2 separate regions of the Homo sapiens genome follow, and region 1 is linked to region 2. A link is an interaction called in ENCODE POLR2A ChIA-PET data of the cell type or tissue named here. Cell type or tissue: Panc1. All regions are shown on one strand. Region 1 overlaps EEFSEC (eukaryotic elongation factor, selenocysteine-tRNA specific). Region 2 overlaps GATA2 (GATA binding protein 2).

Evidence for each region. Peaks named below come from ENCODE experiments on the same cell type or tissue, not always from the same donor. Only the 100,000 strongest peaks of a DNase experiment are listed, where the experiment ranks them.
Region 1: POLR2A ChIA-PET joins it to region 2 with 5 read pairs; 3 of 35 experiments call an interaction of 5 or more read pairs at or near these places.

Annotation. Positions count from the first base shown.
Region 1 is chr3:128,400,001-128,402,500 of GRCh38, reverse strand. The region is part of intron 6 of EEFSEC (eukaryotic elongation factor, selenocysteine-tRNA specific); the gene reads right to left. Among named protein-coding and RNA genes, the nearest start is that of DNAJB8-AS1, 62 kb to the left of the region's middle. RefSeq lists enhancers at 96-889, 1,685-2,479, 2,480-2,500. In Panc1, no CTCF peak of the experiment used is centred here; no DNase peak of the experiment used is centred here; H3K27ac peaks cover 442 bases.
Region 2 is chr3:128,481,987-128,484,486 of GRCh38, reverse strand. It overlaps GATA2 (GATA binding protein 2), which reads left to right. Exons shown (of 6, transcript NM_032638.5): 4 at 482-627. Among named protein-coding and RNA genes, the nearest start is that of GATA2-AS1, 6.0 kb to the left of the region's middle. RefSeq lists enhancers at 1-437, 438-1,002. In Panc1, no CTCF peak of the experiment used is centred here; no DNase peak of the experiment used is centred here; H3K27ac peaks cover 1,556 bases.

The DNA.
Region 1 (2,500 bases), 82 kb after region 2:
CAAGCCCGTTTGCTTACCCACTAAGGGAGCGGCACGTTTTTGAGAACTACAAAGGGCCTCTAAGACCAAGGGAGGCCAGCAGACCCATCCAGCATCTATTTGCTGCAGCAAAATGTTCTGTGGGACTAAAAGTGATACCTGAGAAGAGTTTAAAGTTACACAAAGAAAGACCTATGTTATAATGCTGATTCAAAAAAAATGCAGCAATCAAAATTTTTGGAAGAATTCTGCTGCAGCCCTGGGATGAAGGGAAAAGAGACCGGAAGACTGTCCATTTGGCTGTCAGGGGTCGGGAGTGGGTTGCAAGCACTGTTCCTTCTTTCTTCTTTTATGTATTTCCCAAGGCTTCTACTGTGACCCTGGGTTACTCACAGGGGGATGTCTATTACAGGCCCCCCATCACTGTGGCCTCCGGCATCCAGCTGGGAGCCCAGAGAAGGCACGGTGCCTACCGGTGCAATCTGGCTGGAACCTGCTCAATCCATGGCACACAGGAGCCGGGGAGGGGAGGGAGGGCCAGAAAGCTCGCTGACATCTCTAGGCCCATGGTGCTGTCTCTGCCATGCTCTGAGTCTGCCCAGGAAGGACAGGGACAAGAGGTAAGGTAGGGGTGGTGATGCTCATGACTCCTCCATGGCTGCTGGAAGTTCAAGGTCCCCACACTGCTGCTCTGCTGCTTGCATCAAGGGCAACGACTGGGAGGTGTGGGCGCAGGAATCCACCGTCCTCCAGCCCTGCCTCGCTGCCTCCTCCCTCATCCCACCTGGCTATCCCAAGGATTGCTCTAGGGTCCGGGTCAGACATCTAGACCTGGCTCCACCAACAGAAGCGTCTATTCTCTTTCTGGCCTCTCTCTCAGCCTCACCCCTCCTCCCTCTCTGACGCCATCATGTACCATGCTTCAGCTATAAGAAGCCAAGCAGGGCCTTGGAATGTGTGGTTCCCTCTGCCTGCCATGCTCACACTCTGATGCTGCCCCTTGGGAAGGTGCCCCTCAGCTGCCCAGCCAAGTGAGATCCTCCTGGGTGCCCTGCCCAGCACCACTGTGGCTGTCATTGCCTTATATGCCTGCCTCCCCCAGTGGCCTGTGAGGGGGCACCTCTCCAGGATTGTGTGCAGGGCCTAGCACACGGGCTCAGGGAGGTTTGATGAAAACAAAGGGAATGAGTATGGATTCATCCTCACAAGCACTCACAGCAGGGGTGCAGGACAGCGGAGGGAAGAAAAATGCCCCAGCAGGGCAGGACCCCTGCCTCCAGGACCAGAAAACACCTGTCTGCCCTTGAGTGACCCAAGGGAGAAAGAAGTCCAGGCTCGGGTCTCAGGCTGACCTGGCCCCCTGGTCCCTCTCCCATGTGCTGGAGGGTGGCTCTCTACCTGGCAGGGTGGGCTAGGGTGTGTGTGTGCTACATGTACGTCTGTCATTCAGTAGGGCCTCTTTTTTCCCAAACCTCAGGATTCTCGGAGCCTATGGCCCTGCTCCACCCCCTGATGAACCCAAACCCCAGGATGCAGTGGGGGCGGGCGGCCATGACCCTGGGGGCAACACTGCTCCTCATGGCTTCCCGTGGAGACACTCTCCCAGGGCCAGGCTGGCCCTTTCTCACCAAGCGCCAGCTCCACACAAAGGCACAATGGGCTGCAGGCTGCCGGGTCCTGGCTTGGGCTGGGGTAATCAGGGAAGAATGCGGGAAGCACAACTGTTTCCCAAGCCCTAGCCATGGTGCCGCCCTGACATGGCCATCAAAGGCCGGCAAATTGCCTCCAATTGCTGGCGTTGCTTTCATGTTGGGGGCCAGACTGGAAGAGGGGTCTCCACGCTGGTGGGTGGCTTGCATGCCCCAGTGGGAACTGAACCCTTGCAAGCAGCTTGGGGTCACTGGCCCCTTTGTGGCCCTGTGGGGCTGGGGCCGCTCTAGTCACTCCAGCACTACCCACTGCTGTAAACAAGCAGTTTTGGAGAGGGTTGGAAGAGAGCCAGAGCCAGGGGCAGGGGATCTCTTTGGGGTCAGCATCCTGGTGATGACTGACAGCTGGGAGCCTAAATGGCAGGTGGGGCTGATATATGGGATGGCCAGGCTGGACAGCCACAGAGGGCCTTGGATTCAGCCAGGCTCCAGTCTGAACTGGATACTGGGCCCTAGGAACAGGAGGGGCTGCCTAGCAAGGCCACCCCCATCAGCAGGGGCCATGGGGCAGCTGGGGTGGAGCCCTGTCCCTCAACAGGGTGCTGGTGGGCTCCAATGTCAAGTTCCCCTCCACCCCAAGGTAGGAAGCTGCCCTGCACAGGCCACAGGTGGTCACGGAGGTGTGTGGGTGGCACAGTGCTCCAGTGAGACCTCTAAGTCAGGGCGTGGCTGGAGGCAGGCCTGGCCAAGAGGGAGCTGCCCCCAAGGCCAGGGGTGGGGAGACAGAAAGAAGGGGGAACCTGGCAAGGGCAGAAGTGTCCCTAATGTGGGGCCTGGCGGTCATGTCTGAAACGCATGGAGGCTATGGTTGA
Region 2 (2,500 bases):
GACTTAGAGCAGAAAGACGGGGTGGGGCAGACACAGTTGGGTAGAAAGGAGAGGGACAAAAGAGGAGAGGGGGAGAGACGCGCCAGAGCGGGAAGGAGAGAGCCTCCTGGGCCCAGCCAGGTTGAGCTGGGTGACTCCTGCCACCACCCTACCCTCGGCAAAGTTTGCAGTAAATACCCTCCTGGTTGCTCCAGAACGCCTGGGGCCCTGGGCCCCTCCTCCCCTCCTCCTTCGTTTCCATCCCTCCTGGTGAGGATTGGAAGCAGGGGATTTGGCTTTAAACGACTCTGGACCTGTGCCCCCTCCCATGTGGGAGACCCTCTCGTCCCTCTTCCTGCCCAGGCTGTTGCAGCCAGGCCCAGGCCAACCGTGTGCCTGAGAGGCACCGGCACTGCTCGGCTGGCTGCTTTCCTGCCCTGGACTCCCTCCCGAGAACTTGCCGGTTAAGCAGGCCCCCGTGTCTCTCCCTGTTCCCCTGCAGAAGGCCGGGAGTGTGTCAACTGTGGGGCCACAGCCACCCCTCTCTGGCGGCGGGACGGCACCGGCCACTACCTGTGCAATGCCTGTGGCCTCTACCACAAGATGAATGGGCAGAACCGACCACTCATCAAGCCCAAGCGAAGACTGGTAGGAGCGGGCACAGGTGGCTGGGAGGGGGCTGCTGGGCAGGAGCTGGCGGTTAATTACAGGGGAAAAAAACTCCTTCAAATGCAGACGCTTTGCCGCTTGAAATCCTCTTTTATCATGAAAAGCACTGGGATGTCAGTTGGGGTCGTCTCTCTTTCTGGCCAGATTCTTTCGGGCCAGATTTCCTCCTCGGGTATAGGGAGCCCACCGGGCACCCTTGCGCCACCCCACTCTGCTCCGGGATCCCCGAAGTTGAGTGTCCACGGGCCGGACTCCTGTCCTCTGGCCTCTGCTTAGCTCTTTTTTAAAAATAGGGCCATGAAGTACTTTTCCTTGTGGCTCAGCCCTCCCCGACAGCCCCGCTCACAAGCTCCTCGTGCTTATTTAAATAAAACACAAACTCACACCGGCCACTAAAAAAACCTGCCCTTTATTATTTTTCCATGGAGTCACCTATACTGTGTATTTTCATTTGAGTGATTTTAAAAAAATGCCCTTTCGGATCTCCTGCCGGAGTTTCCTATCCGGACATCTGCAGCCTGAAGATAAGGAAACTTCGTGTATCTGTTTCCGGACTCTGCGAGTTTTTAGAGTCTCCTCAGCTCAGTCCTGCCTCTCGCTGGGCTGTTTTGAAATTTCTAATACCCTCCACTCTGCAAATAATGCGTAAAATGCTAAGAATAATAAATATATTTTTTCAGGGCGAAGTGATTTATGAGGCTTAAATCGTTCCCTGCTTTGGGGGCCTTTTTTTCCCCTGGAGCGAGGGCGGGGTGAGGCCCGGGTGGGGGTAGAGGTGGAGGACGCGGCGTTGGCCCCTGAGTCAGAATTCCAGCTTCAGGCTGCTTACTCACCCCTCCCTGCCCCCGCGGCTGCAGTCCCTCTGTCCCTTCTGTGACCAGGCTTGGGCCTGGGGCTGTTCCAGGCTCTGCAGGCCTCAGCCCCCAGCCCCCCACACTCACCACCTGGTGCACTCCCGCCTGCAGTTCTCTGGGAAGTGTTGGGGGACCCCCTCTGTCACTGTGGGGCTGGCGTTGGTGGAACCGGGAGAGGGGATCTGTTTTCTTGGGTAAAGCCTCCCTCTAGCTTCTCTCTGCAAGGACCAGGCGCTCATTTCCAGACCCTACCTCTGCCAGGCATTTCCTGAGGGACTAGGACTCAGAGGGGCTGCGGGGTGGTTAAAGCTCTAAGGGTTGGGGTATGGGGGGCTGGATGGGGGGGATCAGCACTCACATCAGCTGGAGAGATGGAAAAGTTCTGTGTCTGCACTGCCCACTGTGGTAGCCCCTGGCCACATGTGAATATTGATCACTTGAAATGTGGCTCGTGCAATTGAGGGAACTGGGTTTTTAATTTTGTTAATTTGTAGTTAGATCTTATTTAAATGGCTGCCTGTGGCCAGCTGCTACAGTGTTGGACGGTGCAGCTCTGCACTCTGTAAACCTGCGCTGGCCTCAGCGACACTGACTCACCCAGGATTATGGATTTTGAGCGGAGTCGTGCTAGAGGAGACACAGAATCGGCCCCAGATCCAGGGGCTCGAGGGGGACCAAGCCGGCTCAGCCTCAGGATGCCTGTGCTACTAGAGAGCCCTTCTCAGGGCCTCAGTTTCCCCATTTATGGAGTTAGAGCGCAGGGTAGTTGGGGGAGGTAGCTAATTCTCCTCTGTAGCTCTTGCAATCCCGTTGATTCTAACATCAGGCTTCTGAGAGTTCTTTATTCCAAAGTTCTGTGAGTCTTGACTTATTTCGTTCTCAAATTCTAAAATTCCATGGTTCTGAGATGCTTTGATTCCCATGTGAGATTTAGCCCTCCTTGACTGAGCTGGTGGGGACTGGGGGTGGAGCGAGGGTCAGGGAGGGGGGTCGAGGTG